Regions from separate parts of the Homo sapiens genome. Here region 1 is linked to region 2. Evidence: chromatin loops called from intact Hi-C (ENCODE). Cell type or tissue: natural killer cell. All regions are shown on one strand. Links, peaks and the distances in the headings refer to the core of each region. The heading gives the core; the rest is flanking DNA.

Evidence for each region. Peaks named below come from ENCODE experiments on the same cell type or tissue, not always from the same donor. Only the 100,000 strongest peaks of a DNase experiment are listed, where the experiment ranks them.
Region 1: it touches region 2 in a loop (8-fold over the local background); 1 of 110 quality-filtered maps calls a loop at or near these places.

Annotation. Positions count from the first base shown.
Region 1 is chr9:6,063,414-6,073,833 of GRCh38, reverse strand. LOC124902116 (a long non-coding RNA gene) reads left to right here and starts at 5,542. Exons shown (of 2, transcript XR_007061410.1): 1 at 5,542-5,680; 2 at 6,605-9,448. RefSeq lists enhancers at 4,575-4,634, 4,645-4,694. In natural killer cell, for the core only: no CTCF peak of the experiment used is centred there; a DNase peak (open chromatin) is centred at 4,743; H3K27ac peaks cover 1,518 bases.
Region 2 is chr9:5,944,945-5,955,364 of GRCh38, reverse strand. BRD10 (bromodomain containing 10) reads left to right here. Exons shown (of 8, transcript NM_001017969.3): 4 at 1,270-1,349; 5 at 10,405-10,420. Among named protein-coding and RNA genes, the nearest start is that of MIR4665, 58 kb to the left of the region's middle. In natural killer cell, for the core only: no CTCF peak of the experiment used is centred there; a DNase peak (open chromatin) is centred at 6,084; H3K4me3 peaks cover 421 bases; H3K27ac peaks cover 1,028 bases.

The sequences.
Region 1 (10,420 bases), core at 1,761-6,760, 120 kb before region 2:
CTTCCCATGTTACCTACAATGCCATTTGTTTTCTGGTTGTGAAACAGGAAAGTTTCCCTTGTCCCCCTCGCAGGGCATGCAATGGGGGTGCGGCTTACTTCTTCAGCGCCCCATTGCTCAAACCTCTAGGGGAGCACACAGACTGGCAGGCTGTGGGGCTCTGACCCCATGGCAGTGTCTAGGGGTGAATGTTTACAGCTGAAGCCCCAGTGGGCGTGTGTTACAGGGCGCTCTCTTAGTTTGCTGTCTATAGGCGGATTGTGTTAACCTTCTCAATTACACCCCTTTCCTTATCACAAGGACAGAGGGATTTCTGTATCACTGGGGTTTTTGCCTTGGTGTACCGGAAGAATCAGATCACATGTGGGCTTGGAGAATGAGTGCAAGGTTTTATTGAGTGAAAGTAGCTCTCAGCAGATCGGGGAGTCAGAAGGGAGACGGTTTTTCCCTGGAGTCCTGCCGCTGGACCCTTTTCCAACCGCTCTGGCCAAACTTCGTCTTCTGCTGGTTGATGGCCTGCTGGTGCCTGTCAGCATGCTCTTCTGCGGCGTGCTCTCCATGACCAGCTATTTGTGTCTTCTTCTGTCCAGCCACTTGTGTGTGTGTGCCTGCTAGGGTCTCAAGTTTTTATAGGCACAGAATGGGGCATGGCAGGCCAGGGTGGTCTTGGGAAATGCAACATTTAGGCTCCAAGGCAGGAGTGCCTGTCCTTCGCTAGGTCCTTGGGGGTGGATCCCTAGCCAGGGACCACGCCCTACTCTACCCAGCACTTCCCTTCCCCGCTTCCGCTTCCGTGTCATTTAAAGGGACGATGCTCTTCGCTTCTCAGCACTCCCATATCAGTTGTAATATGACAGGTGACAATGTTACAAGGCTGTGTAGCAAAATGTTTTCTGGAAGCTAGCACTGTCAAGGAGGAAACTATAGGAGGAAAGGTAGTTGTGGTAATAGAACAAATCTACTAGAAATAACTAACCATGTGGTCTAGGAGGAAAGGAAGGGGCAAAGGTCTGGGTGGAGTGAATGGGGTTTAGAGACAGTATATTAATATAAGAGTTAGCTACTTAGGAGTAAATAAGGAGGTCTGGTTGAGAGAAGAATAATGCACAAGCATTGTGACAGGGACAGTACAGCCCACTATGTAAAGGTCAAGGACACAGAATGCTATGGAGAAGTTGCAGAGAGATGGCCTTAGTTACAGAATTATGTAATATTTCCCCTGTCCACAGGCCAAATAAAACACAGAAGGTATACCCTTTGGCACCCTAGGCTTCTAGGTAAATAATATTTTTTCATAATGCATTGGATACCTACAAAGCTTTAGGAATTCAGAATAAATAAGGCTGAAATATCAAATTATATCAAATTATAATACTGTTTCTCAGCATGCATTCAACTTTCAGTTACAGTAGCTGCTTTGGAATAGATTTCCTCTTTTTTCTTTCTTTGCTATTTCAGATTTTGAATGTTTGAGCAGCAATCAAACCTAGAAAGCAACTCTCATGAACATTGTAGGCAGAACAAAGGCCTGAGGAACCACCTTAATCCTAGCTCCAGTTTGTGGGGGATCACCTTAAAGGTTCTTGCAATTTCGGCCAGGCATGGTGGCTCACGCCTGTAATCCCAGCACTTTGGGAGGCTGAGGTGAGTGGATCACCTGAGGTCAGGAGTTCAAGGCCAGCCTGACCAATATGGTGAAACCCCATCTCTACTACAAATACAAAAATTAGCCAGACGTGGTGGTGCACACCTGTAATTCTAGTTACTCAGGAGGCTGAGGCAGGAGAATTCCTTGAATTTGGGAGGCAGAAGTTGCAGTGAGCCGAGATTGTGCCATTGCACTGCAGCCTGGGTGACAAGAGCAAAACTCTGTCTCAAAAAAAAGAAAAGAAAAGAAAACTAGAGCTTTTCTCCAAATTATTACATTAATATAACTTTAGAATAGAAAACTGGAAAATACAGAAAAGTAGGAAGAAGAAAAAACTCACCCGAAGTCCTACCAATGACAACGTCTATTAATCTGATTGCATTTATTTCCTATTTCTTTAAATAAGATTAAAAATGGTTCTGACCCTACAGTATATATTTTACATCCTGCTTTTTTCAATAACATAAGATATTATATTAAAATTTACTAAAACTGGGTATTTACATGAATGAAAATTAATCTTGACCCACAACACACACCATTCACAAAAATTAATTCAAGGTAGCTCATAGCCCTAATACAAAAGCTAAGACTATGAAGTTAATCTATAGAAGCTAAACACTAAAGCTACAACTATAAACAAGAAAAGAGAGGAGAATATCTTTGCAATCTAGGCAAAGCTTTTTTAGAACAAAAAATGCTCTAACCAGAAAAGACAAAAAAAGATAGATTAGGTTCATCAAAATTACTTTTACTTTTTGCTCATCAGAAGATGCTATTAAACTGAAAAAATGCAACAGATTGGGGAAAATATTTGCAATTTATATATCTGACAAAGGATTTGTATCCAGAACGTATAAAGAATCCCTATAAAATTCAATACTAAAAGGACAAACAATCCAAGTTCATTGCCTAAATTCACATCAAGTAGGTGGTCAAGTGGTTGCAGGTATCTCTCAAAAGAGAGCTGGAAGGATTAGTTTGAAGCAGAAGCATCCTTGACAGAGAGGATTAGCTACAATCAGGGAAGGAAACAGGAGTGAGGGAGAGTCTCAAGACATAGTAAGCAACTAAAAAATCCAATAAATATAACTAAGAGTTGAATATACTTTACTTTGGCTAAGTGGTCTGTATCAGTCAGCTTTTGCCGCATAACAAACAACCACAAAATCTCAGTGGCATACAATGTCCATCTATTTCTCACATGTCTGAAGTTGGATGAAACAACTCTACTTCAGGACTTGGTAGCTGGGGTGGTCCTACTTCTTTGGATCATACTTCTTCAGATACACACTTCTTGAATCAGCCAAGGTGGCTGTGCCCCAGATGCTTCATTCTAGGGCTCAGAATGAAGACAGAGCAGCTTCCCTGGAGACATTCTGCTCATGGTGATATAAGAGGCACAAGAGAGCAAGCTTCACTACACAAACATATTTCAAGTTTTTCTTTGACACAGAAAGTTACATTGCTTGAGTCCGAAGTCAGTGTGAGAACTACCCATCTTTAGAGTGGTAGTTCCCAGCTAGAGGAGATTCTGTCCCCCACGGGAGGATATTGGCAATGTCTAGAGGCATTTTTGGTTGTCACAATCGCAGGTGGTGAGTAATATACTGATATCCATTAGGCAGAAGCCATGGATGCAGTTAAACATCCTACAATGCCCAGTACAGCTCTCCACATTAAAGAATTATCCAGCCCCAATGTCAATAGTGCTGAGACTAAGAAACCCTGCTTTAGAGGGAGAAACTGAAAAGTTAGGTGGCAAATGGCATGGATACAGGAAAAGATGAAGAATTTAGGCCTTTAATTCAGTCTACTGCAGATCTTAAATATGGATTCTTCTGTTAGAATTCTTCATTGAAATCTTGTAAATAATTAGCACTTAAAGATGATGATAATATGGAACTTTTAACCTAATCTTAACAGAAGTAAAACTAAAAGTATATTAACCTGGCCCTCTCAAAGCCCATCAGAACTTTGATTTTCTGATATTTTTCTCCATGCCTGAGCTCCCACATATCATGCACAAAGAGGAAGACTGTAGGTCCTGGGCACATCCAAGTGCAACAGTTGTTTGCGCTTGTATAATTGCAGCAGCAAAAGCATGTGTCATTGGAGAATGTTCACATTATCACTTCTAAAGCAGTTCCAAAAAAAGAAAACGTCAGAAAATATTCTCAATAAGTCAATCCCCATAACATTGCCCAATCTCAAAATCAATCGCTGTTAAGTAATAAGAGAGCAGACAGTCATGAGTCTCCCTGTGGACTGGGTGTCAGGCTAGAAGTGGTCGTTGTTCGCTATTTTGAAGGTTAAGAACAGTTCAGGGCCGGGCATGGTTGCTCATACCTATGATCCTAGCACTTTGGGAGGCTGAGGCAGGTGGATCACTTGAGCTCAGGAGTTCGAGAGCAGCCTGGGCAGCATGGTGAAACCCCATCCCTACAAAAAAAACACAAAATTTAGCTGGGTGTGGTGGCACGGGCCTGTAATCCCAGTTACTCGGGAGGCTGAGGCAGGAGAACGGCTTCAGCCCAGGAGGTGGAAGTTGCAGTGAGCCGTGATTGTGCCACTGCACTCCAGCCTGGGCAACAGAGACTCTGTCTCCAAAACAACAACAGCAAAAAAAAACAGTTCAGGGAAACACCCATGTAGGGAAAGGGCGGTCAAGTCCTTGATATGTGGTTTTGGCCATAAATGGTATTTCTAGTGGCTAAGATTTTATATGAGCCTGGACAACATAACAAGACCCCCCCAACTCTACAAAAATAAAAATTAAAAAATTAGCGCACACATGTAGTCCTAGCTCTTGGGAGGCTGAGGTGGGAGGATCACTTGAGCCCAGCAGGCTGAGGCTGCATTATTATGCTATGATCACATCACTGCACTCCAACCTGGGTAACAGAGCAAGAACTTGTCTCAAAAAAAAAAAAAAAAAAAAAAAAAGGACCATTTTGATGCCTTGCCTTTGAAGATTACCTTAGCAATTTCATCTCCCTGAAAAACAAAAACAGATCAGAAACAAAAAGGAAAAGGAACAAAGCTATCTCATAATATTACAAACCATTGTTGTGAAGCCACAGCATGTTCTGCTGACACCCATGTCATTCAGTTAGCACCACTTCCTTATAGGAAAGAGAAAGTGAATGTAAGACATGTGGTGCAAGGTTAAGGCTATAGATTTAAAGCAGAAGTCAGGATATTAATGAGTGAAAAATTCAGAATATACTAATACATGTAAGGTGGGATTTGGCTGATATGGGCCTTTACTGACTGTATTTGCCTTTCAGGAGTATATTGTTAGCCTGCAAACAACAGAATCCTTTCTAGCTAGTCTAAGAAAAAAATAAGGTGGAGAGATTCATTAAACAATAACTGATAGCTCACAGATTCTCTGGGAGGATCAGAGGCCAGACTCTGAGGCCACATAGCCAAACCCAGTGCCCAGACCACACTTTGGGTAAGGCGGGGGTGCGGGTGCTTTTGGGGGAATGTCACTGTCATTGTCATTAAACATCTATAATGCTCAGGATAAAGTACCAGAAGATCACTCCCGCTGTCTGTGACTATCTCGTCACACTGCCCTTGAAGAAATCCTGGTCTCATGTGGATACATATGATTCATAGAAAATAGGTCACATGATTGCACTATAACTACACAGGAATCTGAGCATGTGTAAGTTTTCTGGCTTCTACATTGAGAAGGTAGTACACACAATGTAGAAAATACAAAAATGAAGGCGAATCTTTGATGTTGTGTGGCCACTGAAGGAGAATATCCACTATAGGAAGAAAGAAGGAAAGTAAATAGTAACCAGGGTTCCGTACCCTGAACTGGCAGACATGGTTAAGCCTTCAGCTTAGTAGGACTGCAACACAGGCTGCTGCAGATCTGGAAGATGAGATGCTGCAGGATTCTTGTTGACCTCACTAAACTTCTTGACTCTCCGTTTCCTTGTCAAGACAGCTGGGCACTCTTCAGGATCTGTGGATACTTCAGGGGTTCACAATCGCAGTCTAGTCTTTAAGAAGGTAATAGTTTCTTTGAAATTATTTATTTTGTTTCTGTAAAATGACTGTCCTAATGTTTGAAATTTATGTTTTTAGCTAAAAGCTTTGGTCTCCTGATAAAATTACGTCCCAAAAAGGGTAAATACTCTGTGGCTGTCATTTATACCCAAATGTAGATGACTTAAAGATCCTTTCCTGCAAGCTTGCCCCTTTCCTTTAAGTTGGATGTTCTGTTACTTGCAACTGAAAGCATTAAAACTGATTGAGTACCACTTTCAAGCCATCAGTAACTCAAAAATACATCATCTTAAAATAAGAACAAGTGGTTCTTATTTTAAGACTGGGGGCTGTGCCGTGCCATCCTGTTCAACTACCAGGAACAGGTTCCCCAACCTGCTGTAAGACCTCAGCTGTCATCCCTCTTTGGGAAGTTCTTTGACTATGAAGATCTGCCTCAACCAAAGTCACACTCCCTTCCCTGGATGCAGCCCACACAGAATGGCTGGTCAGCATGAGCACATAAAGGCTGGGCTACCTATCCCCTACTCAGGATAACCCTCAATGACCATGCCAGCATGAGAGCTTCTCATGTAGTCAGCTGGGGCTTTTGTTGTGATTACATCACAGCTCATCTTCCCCATCTGTCCAATCCTGCCTCCTTCCCTTCCACAATTGTGGATTCCAAGGGCACCCCCTAATATACTTCCTCATGCCAATCTTCACTGCAGTCTGCGTCCTGGTAAACTTTACCTATGGTAAGTGGTATTTATTAGTTAGGATTAAGTTCAGATGCAGGTGATCAACAACCAACACAATAATGGTTCAGGTAGCACAGACATTTATTCCCCCCAAATCAAAGTCCATATCAGAGATCTAGAGGTAGTATGGTGCATCATGGTTTGGTGCAGAGATCAAGTTCTCTCTATCTTCTTGCTCCTTTTGTAGACATTTGACTTCATGGTCCAAGATGGACCACGTTCAGTATCCACATTCTGAACAACAAGATGGAGGAAGAAACAAGAAGAAGCAAAGAGCGCACTTGTGCTGTTTCTAAAAGACTCTCCCATGAGTTGAAGGGCCAAGAGAAAAACTTGCGTTTCTGTTAAAACTTCAGCAGGCATTTATTATGTCTTCAATTGTTTTCGTTTTCTTTGCCTTATGATAATCAGGCCATACTTGGACCTGCTTTGACATCCTCATTGAACTTATGCTTACTAGAGTGGCTCCCCTCAGTTCCCACTCATTCTGCCTGAGCCAAATTCCTGTTTCCTATACCTGCCCACCATTTGCTTGGCCCCAGGGTTATGCCTAGCACTTAAATTCACCACAAACATCCCTTGATACCGTACATCAGAAACAAAATGTGACCTACAGCAAACCTAATGATTATAAATTGCTCTTTTCCGATCCTCCCATTTTATTGCTTCCCACTCCCCAAAAAAAGGACTTTAACCAAGTTGCCAATTCATCAGCAATTTATTTTTTTCCATAAAGTCACCAAGCTGCCAAAACATTCAGTTTGGCCATTTAAAATCATTTGAAATAATGGCTTTACATTTTTGGAATTTATTTGTTTATATATTTATATTTCATTGGTGCAAAAGTGCTTTCAAAGCAGGGATTGCTCTCACTGGTTGAGGACATATCTTGACTCCCTAACGTTTTCACTGGAAGTTGACAGAGATGATATTTAAAATGTATAACAAGTGAGAGCATAGGCACAGACCAGTCAGGATGGATGCCAATCACAGGTAAACCATGGGGCTATTCCAGTATACATTAGCAGCATCTTGGTCCTGGCAGTGACCATCTGTAAAATAAGAACAATAAAGTCCTACCTTCAGAGAATTTATTGTGAGCATTAGAGAAGATAATTCATGTGAAGGATCTGGCATAATATCTGACACATTGCAAAAAGTCCAAGCTACCTTTATTTTCTTAGTTAGCAGATATGCTTATTTTCTTGAGCTCTTTGGCAAAATTTTTGTAAACTTTATCGAGCAGAATGTCCAATGTTACTTTTCATAATTCCCTTTTGAGTTCAGTTCCTGGTCATCTGATAAACAAAGATAAGTTTTAGTTGCTCTGGATGTTTGGTAAGCTAAATTTAAGGTTTGGTTATGAAGACTATGCTAGCCTTCTTTGGATATAATTGTTGCCTCTTTCCCTAAGATATTTAAGTTTTTATTCTGATAGCATAGTGGTTAAAAACACAGGCTATGAAAGCTAAGTAGGTTTGTAGCCCATCTCTCCCAGTTCCTAGCTATGAAAACTTGGGCCAGTTGCTCCACCCTTCTAAGCCTCATTTCTCTCATTTGTCCAATAGGTATAATACAATGCTGCTACCTTGTAGATTCAACAATATACTTTAGAACATCTAAAACATCTTTCTACCTAGCAGAAAGAAAAACCACTCAGTCAGCATTAGCTATTCTTATTTTGTTGTTAACTATCTGTATCTCTTTTCTGAAGTAAAGGCAGTATCAGTCATAAACTTAAACTATGAAGAGGCCATTAAAGGAGTTTTCATTAATCTTTTCATTATACAGGGTTCTGATTTTTTAAAGGTCTTTAGTTTCTATACATAAAATACTTGTATTTATTTACAGCAGTTGTATAAACAAGGATTCAAAAATACTTATACTACACTCAGATGTGTAGAGAACATGTACAGTAATATCTTTTTCGGTGAATAATGAATCAGATTCCCTTCATGTGCTCCCACTTGTCAGGTATTGTGGGGAAGAGGAACCACTAACTGTTATGCCACTCCAATAAACTTAATCTACTGAAATAATTTAAATAACCCTTTAGATAAGCACTAAATCTCTTTTAGTAGTTTAGTCTCTCAAATTTTCACCACCTTCTTCCAGAGCCTCTCTTTTTTGTCATCTGGGTTCATAGAACAAGGGCAATAGCTGAGTGTTCAATGACAGCAGAGGTGACATGAAGTCCTCAAATCCTTGTGATGGCATCTGGGCCACTGCTTGTCTTTGCCATTGAGTGGCTATTCCCCAGTGCTCCCTGGTGAGTGCTCAAGGGTGACTGGCCCCATCCCTGTGCCTTCTCCTGGCCAGTGCTGCTGAAGTGCAGTGTGGTACCTCAGCTTCTTCAGAACCAGGTTATGCTCTTCCAGATGGCTCAGCCTTGACTTGGCTTTCAACTGATGCTGAAGACTCCTCTAAGACACTGCCTTTCCCTATCCAGCCCTGAGCTATGATGCCTACCTAAGCTGTGCCATTTTTACCATAGCAGACCCCATAGCAGGCCCACCTTCCTCATGCCCCTTCAGCAATATACAGGGATTTTCATCTTTGCCATCTAGAAACCAAGGACAACTCAGGAAAACTTAACTCAGGCCCAAACGCTATGCAATCACGCTGTGCCACAGAGATCTCTGCTGTGGCTGCTCCCAGTTGGTATAGAAGCTCCCTCTGGAGCCCCAAATGTGGAACAAGGCAATGCCCCTCAACATGAATGCTCTCATTCTGGTCAAAGCTCAGAGAGTGGACACTAGGCCACTTGATCCTCACCCTTCATCTCTCTTCAATCTGTTTCCCTTCTTCCCCACAATCCCGTGGAACCCAAAAGGGCAACATTCATGCTTTCCACTTCCTTTAAGTCACATCCTCCCTTGCAGACTCCAGCCTCATGGTGGAATCTTAATGGTAGACAAGATATGGGAGAAAAAAAATCGGCTTACTAATTAGATGATTTTTAAATGACTGCATTACTAATTGGCTTATAGGTATTTTTGGTTTAAATAAAACTGTATTGCATTACCATTAATAAATTGTTTATTTTATACAACAGGATAAAGTACTACTCTTGTATTGATAGAGAGTAAGTTGCAATTCCTACTTGTCCTTGTAAAAGTAAAAATAGGTCTTCCTTAGTTATTCTGCTAAAAGTAAAAAATGAGGGGTTTTCTGAATGCTAAGAAGGGTCAATTTAAAGGCGTTTTTTTTTCTCTCATGGTTAGAGCAGATATGGAGGCATTCATGGATTAAAAAGCCTTTCTATCTGACCTTTTCAAAAATACTAAATTCCATGGACATGCATTTATAACAACCGAAAAGTTCTTTTGTCAATGAACATATAATGGATTTCTCAAAACAAATATCTTCAAGTGGGTCATAGTTACTAAAAATAAACTAATTAAGTCTTCTGTTTTTAAAACCATGAAGAGTTTACAAGGATAATAGGAAAGACCAGCTTTCTTCCTGACCCTTTTGCCTAAAAATGCTGAAGAGAGAGTCTCCTGTCTTTCCTAACACCTGGTTTTGGCTGACTCTCGCCAATTCCCTTACTCCAAACTCACCTATTCCCAAACAGAGGTCCAAGAGACTTAAAGTTTCATAAAAACTAATTTTTAGATCTGATAGAAAAAAGAGGTTCCATAATGGCCGAATAGGAACAGCTCCAGTCTACAGCTCCCAGCGTGGGTGATACAGAAGATGGGTGATTTCTGCATTTCCAACTGAGGTACCAGGTTCATCTCACTGGGGCTTGTCGGACAGTGGATGCAGCCCACGGAGTGTGAGCCAAAGAAGGGCGGGGCATCGCCTCACCCAAGAAGTGCAAGGGGTTGGGGAATCCCTTTCCTAGCCAAGGGAAGCCATGACAGACGGTACCTGGAAAATCAGGACACTCCCACCCTAATACTGTGCTTTTCCAACGGTCTTAGCAAACGGCACACCAGGAGATTATATCCCGTGTGTGGCTCGGAGGGTCCCACGCCCAAAGAGGCTTGCTCACTGC
Region 2 (10,420 bases), core at 3,181-8,180:
TAGTCTGCAAATGATTGTGAACTAAAAATGACAGAAAAGTATTGCTGAATATTTTTTGTGCCCTTGTGTAGATTGTAAGCTCCTAGAGGATAGGATTTTTCTTTTTTATAATTTTTTACTTCCTTGTTGTCCCCGTAGCTTGTACAGTGTCCTGTATCTAGTATTTGTTGAGTAATTAGCAGTTTGTTAATTGATTTTGCTAATTACAAATTGGGGGAAAACTTTTAATGTGTTTCTAACTAAAAATAGAATTTTATTTTATTATTATTTTTTTTTGAGACAGAGTTTCACTATTGTTGCCCAGGCTGGAGAACAATGGTGCGATCTTGGCTCACTACAACCTCCACCTCCCAGGTTCACATGATTCTCCTGTCTCAGGCTCCCAGGTAGCTGAGATTACAGGCACGCACCACCACACCCGGCTAATTTTTGTATTTTTAGTAGAGACGGGGTTTCGCCCTGTTAACTAGGCTGGTCTCGAACTGACCTCTGGTGATCCGCCTGCCTTGGCCTCCCAAAGTGCTGGGATTACAGGTGTGAGCCACCGCGCCTGGTCTAAAAATAGAATTTTTATGCATGTATGTATTTTTTTGTCACGTTAAATACAAAAAGTAGATATATTTCAGTGTATACTGTGAATTGGCTCTAAGTATGAGGTTTATTTTTTTCCAGTGGTTTCTGATTCCACAAATAACTAGGTGCACTTTAAAGGGAGATGTTTATCTTCTTTTAAAACTTTGGGTATTGATACCGCCAAGGGCAGCCTATTAGGTGAGTGCAGAGCTAAAGGAGTAGAAAAACTTTGTTACCTAAGCTACTTAAGGGGATTTTCACATTAGGCTGGCTAGAGACCATAGTCTTCAGCTGTAGTTCTTATGCAAGTTCCTGACTGCGAAGTCAATGTTAAAGGTAAGGTTTTTTTCCCTATGTAGTCTCATCTTAAGTTGCAAATGTAGATTTTAATTAAGCAGTAGTAATGTGACTTTTTTGCCTAATCTTGCAGTAGATTCTACCGTATAACACATTGGAGATGGTAATCGTTCAGTTCATATAAACATAAAACAGCATTTGTTAATATGTCTGTTAACAGGTAGTTAATAGTTTAATGTTTGCTTTTACTGGGGCTTGTTTTGATTCATCATTTTTATTTGACTCACTAGCAGCCATCTGTTAGTTACAATTTAACTTTCAAGGATCTGCGTAATTTGTTTTTTGTTAATGAAGTGCTATAAACAGCATTATGAAGGTTTTCTCTTTTAATCTTGAAAGGAAAAAAATCCGTCTCTAAAAAAGCAATCACAAAGAAGAGGAAAACTGTCATAAAGTCACCTACTGTACCAGAGTTTCAGGTAAATGTTTCAACTTTGTCTCGAAATTTTTCAATTTTTTGTTTCAGTGTTCATATCATTCCTCGAGAGTTTGGCTGAATTCCAAGAAACTGTAGCACACTTACTTGTAATGAAATGTTTCTGACAGTGACTTTTCTCCCTGCAAGTGCAGATGTAACCAAGATTTAATCTGCTAGTATTTCGTAATTTTTACCTCTATTTTTGTCTTTTAATAATAAAAACCCTTTTTTATATCTTAATCTCTACTAGTACATTTCCTAGAAGCAGTTTAATAGAAATAATATATATATACTATATAGTATATGTGTGTGTGTGTGTATGTATATATATATAATACATAAAAGCAAATGTGTGAATGAAACTCTTCCAAGAACAAATCATAATTTGGAGATGGTAATAGTGCCTAGATAGTTCGTTTTCATTTATTTGGGCACTGTAGAAATAAATGGTAGATTTATTAACTTGGAAAACAAATCTTTCAACTCTTAGCTGTATATGATCTTCAGAGAGAATATTAAGTAAAGGTTAATTGAAATGGTCTTTAAACATTTCTGTGGAAAGAAAAAGTAATTATCTGTACTGCCATATGATTAAGTGAAGAGTTTTTTATTTGTAGCTAATACTAAGCAGAGAATCTCACCCTAATTAATGCTTTTATTTTCTATTTTATAAAAGATGTATTTTCTTCAATAAACACTTTCTTTAAAAACGTCTTTGTATTCATGTGTCTAGTCAATTTTCAAAAGTTTTATAAACTCATACCTAATGACCAAAAGATAAAAGTGGTGTTCAGATGAATTTGTGAGTCTCAAGTCAAGTAGAGATGAAAATAAAGGGACAATAGCTATGAAAATATTGATAATATATAATGTGAGTTTAATAGTTAGATATATCTAAAAATGTGGACACATTCATTTTCAGTAAAAATTCTATTTTGGAGAGTGTTTTTATGGAAGTTACTAACTGGTAAAAATTTAACATTTTTAAATCAACAGTTAAAGAAAATAGACATGTTTTTCTCTTAGTACTGTAGAATAGAATATTTTTAATGATATTCTTAGGATGAATTACAAACATTTCTACAAAATCCTTTTATATATTATATAACCTTGGTTGCAGAGTAGTTAATAAAAAAATAACAATTTTACTGTTTACTTAGAGGCCTTTATACCACTTCTTGTAACATATTTTAATGCTTTAGTATTACATCATCACGCGTCCACTGCTGTCACACCTGTGTTTACTATTTCTCCGACTTTTGTTTTTCTCAGTCCTCAAAGCATCAGCCCTGGGAATGTAGATGTTAGAGCAAATCTGGCCCATTGTTAATATTTCCTCTATACCCATCTTAGTGAATAGACTTTTCCATATATTAAGTAGCACAGGCTGCATAGCCAGTGTTTTTTAAAATTGCAGTGGTATTCATTAGTGAGGCATGAAATCATTTTAGCAGATTGCATGACCAGTGTTTCTTTTTTAAGCTAACAAAATTAAACTAGAAAAGAAATCAGCACAATTACATATAGTAAGTGTGCTACACATAGCAGTGTGAATATGTACACTCACATATATTGTTTCGTGAAACTTTGGTTTCAATTGTATGTGTGTACACAAGGATATGCATTGTAAAATGTGTTGCTGACCATGGGTCATGGTCAAAATATTTTGCCAGATTGAGCTGTTTAAAATGGTCTTGGCCGGGCCCAGTGGCTCACACCTGTAATCCCAGCACTTAGGGAGGCCGAGGCAGGCGGATCACCTGAGGTCAGGAGTTCGAGACCAGCCTGACCTATATGAAACCCCATCTCTACTAAAAATACAAAAAAAATTAGCCGGGTGTGGTGGCATGTGCCTGTAATCCCATCTACCCGGGAGGCTGAGAGAGGAGAATCACTTGAATCTGGGAGGCAGAGGTTGCAGTGAGCCAACATCACGCCATTGCACTCCAGGCTGGGCAATGAGGGAAACTCTGTCTCTAAATAAATAAATAAATAAATAAATAAATAAATAAATAAGTCTCTTCCTGGTTCTCAAGGTGTCCTAGAGGGAGAGAAAACAGAGAGGGAAGAAGAGAGAGAGAGAGGATAGAGAGGAGTAATAGTCTCATGAAAACAGTGGTTCTTATGCCTAGTTTACAATATGAATACCACGGCATTACTCATAAAGAAACTTGGCAACTGTCTCACAGGGAAATAGATCATTTGCTTCAAATACACACATTAATAAAATAGGAGATAGTGCTAGTCACTAGTAAACTTTGCTGTTAAATGCAAAACTTAGTTTTGTCTCTCAAAATAATTTTATGTAGTGTGTTACTTTATTTGAGTCTTCCACATGTAAGAAGACTATTATATAATAAAGTGAATTCATTCCCTGCCCAAAAGTTCTAGCGATATGGTATTTAGCACCTCAGATTCTGTAAATTATTTGTTTTGTTCAAGGTGTTTTAAATATCACATTTCTAGCATTAAACATAAAAATATAGAAATATTTAGTCAGAAGATCTTCATATTATTCATTCTGAAATATCTTGCTTCTGAAAATAATGAACCTGTTTTTGGATAGATAATAGATCCCTTTTGTAAAACCTGACCAGTTTGCCAAAGGACCAGTCTTCTTTAAATTGACAGAAAGCATGCTTAGATAGAGATAAATGAAAGGGTTAAATTGTGAAGTTTTTTTTTTTTAAGTCCTAATGAGTTTTTAAAAATGTTTTGACCTCAGCTGCTTTTTAGTTTGACAATGTTTTTGTTGACTTTTTTTAAAGCTAGAACTTGAACTTGCCCCCCTATTTGCTTCAGAAAGAATCCATGTTTATATACACACCTAATATCTGCACCCAGGTTTAGAAAATAATCATCCTACTCCTATTTAGAGTATACACTGTGAGCATTCAAATGGTGGATTGGATTTGTATGTGTGGCAGGGTGGGGTGGGGGTGTGTGTGTGTGTGTGTGTGTGTGTGTGTGTGTGTGTGTGTACAGTCAGCCCTCTGTATCTGTAGGTTCTGCATCTGTGCATTCAACCTTGGATTGAAAATATTTTCTTAAATGTGTCCGTACTAAACATGTACTGATTTTTTTTCTTGTCATTATTCCCTAAACAATATGATATAACAACAATTTATATCACAACTATATTGTATTAGGTATTATAAGTAATGTAGAGATGACCTAAAGTATATGGGAGGATGTGTTATATGCAGATACTATACCACTTTATATCAAGGTCTTAAGCATCCTTGGATTTTGGTATCCGCAGGGTTCAGAGGTGAGTCCTGGAACCAGTACCCCACGGATACCGAGGGACGACTGTATATTGTAAAGGGTCTAACCAAATGTGTGCCACTTTTTCCTAAGAGTTATGTCAGTGGTTCTCAAACTTTAGATAGTATAAAAATAATGTGATACCTTTATTTAAAATGAAGATTGTTGGTTTCATCCTCCAAAAGACCTTGATTCAGTGGGTACCAGTAATCTGCATAGTGGTTAAACACAAGGGTTCTGCAACCAGGCTACCTACTTGGGTTTGAATGCCAGCTCTACCACTGATTAACTCTGTGGGGTAAGGTATTTAACTTCTCCATGATTCCAGTTTCTCATTTGTACAGTGGGGTAATAATAGTACCTTCCTTGTAGAGTTGTGAGGATTGAATGATACAGCTTACTGTTTTAGCCATTTTTATTGTTTTCAAATAAGCAGGTCAGTCGCTTCTGGTGAAAAACACTGAATTATGAATAGGAAAATCAATTAAAAATGGCATAAAAACATCTATTATTGACCCTTAGCACTCTTTCCATTTACTTAAAACCTTGAAATAAATCTTGGATTTGGTCTTAATGAAAGTGGCACATGATTAAGCCTACAAGAATTTGAAAAGTGGAAAACCAAGTAATAGTATTTGCATCATTATGTTTGATGAGAGTGAAAACTTACGTTTATCCCTGTTGTATTGTTATGATGCATTATATATTTGTCATGTAGGGGAAATTGTTGGATTTTTTAGTGATAATTATAGAATATTGGTGATTTAAGCTTTTATATCAACTTTAACATTTACTTACGACTTTGTTAAATTGGTAAAATTCTTTTTCCTTTATCTGTTTTGTAATCAAAGAAAGACTATTAGACTGAAAAGTGAATATCAGTTTTCCTAATAGTTACTTTTTCCTAAAAAGTCTTTTCATTTAACATTTAAGAGAGAAATCTAATGTTATATGACTTATCTTTTGTACATAATTATGACAGAAAGTTACAGGAAGTATTTTTAAAAACTAATGTGTTGAGTCTCAATAACATAAGTTTTAAAAATAATTTAACAGCCTTAGTTACCCTAAGTCTGCTTTTCAACAATAACCAAAAAAAAATCTTCCATGCAGTGTGCCCTTGCTCCCATTTCATATGCATGATTGATTTTAAAGGCTGCTTTGCAGAAGAACTCCAGAATCCAGCTGCTAAGACTTATATTACATTGTTTTCAAACATAAGAAAAAACTCACTGATCCTTAACATACCTCTGAAAAAACTATACTTCTCCATCTAACCAATGGAGAAACTAAGGGATAAGAAATAAAGTACTGCAACATAACAAATTGAAACCAAAATTAAAATTAGGGTTTTGTTGTTGTTGTTGTTGTTGTTGTTTGTTTGTTTGTTTTGAGACGGAGTCTCGCTCTGCCGCCAGACTGGAGTGCAGTGGCACAATCCTGGCTTACTGCAATCTCTGACTTCCTGGTTCAAGCGATTCTCTGTGGTTTCCTCTATCAGTGTGTCATCTTAGGTCATTTTACCTCTGTTAGTTTAATCAGCTTTTTAACTGCTTACTGTATTAAGATGTTTTGATTATATCATTATTTTGAATTGCTCCCTCTTAAAATGAATATTTTTAACCTCCGCTTTTTGTTTCACTTTTAACAGCAGGAGTTCTTCCCCCTTAAAATTAATATAGTTCTCCCTTAAAAATATATATAGTTCATTGAGAGAAACATCTGTGTTTAATCACATGGTTGTTTATCAGACTAATTTGGCTTTCATGTCACAAGTGATATCCTTATTTGCAAGTTTTTAAGTAGTCCTTGTTGCTGGTATGGTGATGATAAGAAATAAAAAGAAATTTTCCCATCTGCATAGTTTTAGCAGATGCCATTATAATTTTAGTTTAAATACAATATAAATTTTGAATTTATACCATGCATTTAGTATTTCACTTATTATTTTTATAATAAATTACAGGATCTTTTTATTAGAACGGGAGTGAATGTGTGATCCCTTTTGTCTGGACCTATTCATTTTTACTTTTCTACATTGTTTTCCTTTTGCTTTGCTTTTTAATATAATCTACCATATTGTTTGTATTTTTTAATGTTACCTTATGTCCTTTTTTGGAGCAAGTAAATATCTTTTAGACCTATTGAATTTCTATCCAAAGGACATAATTTCTAGTTTGAAGTATCAGTAAAGTAAGGAATGATTTATTATGTAGTTCTGAGATACGGTCATGGAGTTTTTTTTTTTATCTCTACAGGGCCTCCCCACTCCCACCACATACATACATTGCTGCTTGTTGAGTTGAAGAGAGGACCTTTTAATATTACCATTTAATAAAAATGAAAGCTTAGATATAAACTGAATCCTAAAACTATAATACAAGTTCAGTTGTTAGATTTCTTTATTTTTGTGTTGTTATAAAGACCCTTTTAAAAAGAATATAATATAGTAGGAGAAGTCCTGGGTTCTGTGGTTTCCTCTAGCAGTGTGTCATCTTAGGTCACTTTACCTCTGTTAGTTTAATTACCTTTTATATGAATTGGAGATAGGTCTCTTTAGCCTAGGCTAAGGCTTGGACAAATTACACATTTTTAGTCCCTTTCAGCTCTGAGATCTGTGATTTTGTAGCTCTGCCATGGATTATATTAAATGAAAGGTTAACTTGAGGGAGTGTGACAGCCTTGGAGAGGTTCTTGCTGGGAGATAAAACTCTTCTTGTAACCTCTGTGGCTTGACTGAAAACCTCCTCTCATAAGTGTTAGCAATGTGACCTGACTGTAATCTGAGCTGCTATGGAGTTTCGTGTTCACCCCTGCAGGCCCTGTGCCTCAGATACGTTTTTCAAATGCAAGATAATGAGAAGGAGGTTTTAATAAGGTGTTTTGCTTTTTTAAAAAAAAATCTTTGTTCTCCTTTTTTAAGTTGAACTTTATTTATTGGGTTGATTCTGTTTTTAAAAACATCATATGAAGTTGAGTTGAATGTAATGGCCACATATATGCCTTATTTTGGAGGCAGAAGAGAGGTAGTAGAGTTGTATATGACATCGAGTTGGCATAAGTCAAACTAATTGTGTTCCTATTCAGTTTTATAAAAGGTTAATTTGACTCTATATATTGGGTATATATATTAGGTATACATTAAATATACATATAGAGGGAATATATATTAGTTTTAATATATAAAGTATAAATTGTTATGTAGCTATTAACGTCATTTTAATATAACCTCAGAATAAATATTATAGCTAAAAATATTTTAAGAAACAATTGTCTTATCGTACATTTAATTCAATATGCCATTCCCTATTTGGAAATTAATCTTGTATTTTCATACTCATTAGCTCCATGGTACCAGAATGTTCCAGTAGCCATGTTGATTTATAATTCATAGTCATTTAGTACCTTACTACTCAAAAATGTTATTTGCAGGCAATACCTGGAAACTTGTTAGAAATGCAGAATCCAAGGTCTCACCTCAGACCTACTAAACAAAAAACTGTTTTATTAAGATCCCCATGCAATTCTTATGCACATTAAAGTTTGAAAAGTACTAATTTAGTACAGTTTACTAACTAGATACAGCCACTTGAAAGTGTTATTTTATGTAGCTCTTAAGCTGTGTGATTTCATTCGTGGTTTGGCTTCAGAACTGTGTTATCTCTTGCTTTAAATGGAACATAAATATCTGTTGACTTCATAACTAATTGATAATTAAGAGATCTCAAAATGTTTTAGGGCATGTTTAGTTGTAGAGGTATATGTCTTCATTGTTCCTGTAAGTTTCTATGAAGAGATAACTGTGTTATCTCTTCCTTTAAATGGAACATAAATATCTGTTGACTTCATAACTAATTGGTAATTAAAAGATCTCAAAATGTTTTAGGGCATGTTTAGTTGTAGGAGTATATGTTTTCATTTAGTTCTAGGGGTATATGTCTTCATGGTTCCTGTAAATTTCTACAAACTGCATGCAAAATATACCCTATTCCTTGTGTAGTGAGACAACTGAGATGCAAGTAAAAATTCCTCTGTGGTTTGCCATATGTGCAAATAAGAAATCTATGATTTGATATTAACAAGTACACCAAGTTCGGTGAAAGAGGTATAGCCATCCACCTGCAAGCTCTGGGGCAAATTTGACACCGTCATCATAATAGTAGATTATACTATGAAAAGTTTAGTCCTCACTGAATACTTAATAAAAATCCACGGTAGGGACAACATTGTTCCAAGTCTTCATAGTTACAATAGAAGTTGAAGACGCTCTCTAGTTCTAGACCCACTTACCTGGTTGGCCAGTCCACTGCTTGACCATCAGCATTTCTTTCATAAGTAAATTTGGCAAATTGGAATGTGTAGTTTCTAATAAATACCAGCTACACTGTCCCACTACATCATTGTATTATTTCTACTCTCAAATTGTTTAATCTGGGTTATTTAAATACATATTTTCCCTACTTGGTCAATTCTATGAATTTGAAATTATATAGATATTCCTAATATGTAATTGTTAATAAAAATTATCTGTGATCATTTTTTCTTAATCTCTTAGGTTGAACTGTCTTGCCATTTTTGTGGATAAAAAGCATATCAGCAATTTCATATGGTTTAACCTAATAGAAGAAATTTAAGGGGCTCTGTCTTATTTTTGTCACTCAGTAGCCACAAGGAATTATCTTGTTGTGACCCACTTTTGCTTTTATTGTTTTTGTTTGCTCTTCTAACAGAAGAAAGTGCCCTTTAGGAAAACAGTCCCCTGACACTGAAATTAATGAATGTATCGAACTTGGGGCTGATAAAAGCTAATGGTGAATTAGTAATTTATAAGTACAGTTTTTTTTTAATTATCACATGGTATAAACATTACAATAAGACTTTTCATTAATCTGAGATTTTTCCTCTCTATTCGGTTGTAGTTTTGTTTCAGAAATCTAGTTCTTTTTCGCAGTAATTTTTTTTAAATAGCTTAAATTATTTTAGGAAAAAAGTATATTGAATGAATTGGAGAAATTCAGTATAATTTTACAAAAACTAAGATGTAGTTACTAATATTTTTGTTACTGTTGTTGACAGTTCACTAAAACTTTAGTAATTAAACCAAGCTAGTTTAGTTGTTAGTAATTAATAATTATTTTGGCCATTTGCCAATGTTACCAGGTGAAATGAAATGAGCCACACAATTATGAAAGGAAATAGATGCTATCTGTGGAGATGGTTTTATTAAAGACTACTAAACTGATATTAAGAATGTGTACTTCATTTTGTTTAGGTCTTTGAATGTGTTACATATAGTTGCAGTCCTTTTAGCAACCCCAACAGCAATAACTAAGGTTTGTTAAATTGTATAGTTAGCAAACCAAGGCAAAGGTATAACAGTTCTCCAAGAGTGTGTTTATTCACCTACTGGGAGACTGCCTGATGAAGCATTTCTTAAAGGTGATTTGACAACCTGTGAAATCTAGGGTGAGTTTCCAGATCTTTGTCATTCTGGGCTGAAAGTTAATGATGTTAAGAAAGTACCCGAATTATAAAGCAAACTGAAAGGTGGGGATGTGGGATGAAACCACCAATGTTGAAATTTCAGCTTCTTTTATACTAAGCCTGAAGTTCATACATCATAGCAAGTAAATATATTTTAAAATATAAACTGCAGAGCTTTTCTTGCTTTTTACTATTACAGAGAAAAATAATTGTGAATTCAGTGTGTGTTAAAACAACTTCTGTTACCACATTTTGGGTGTTTTATATTATGTGTTATCAAGCTGTGTTTTTGTGTTTTATTTTAGCTTATTTGCACTAATC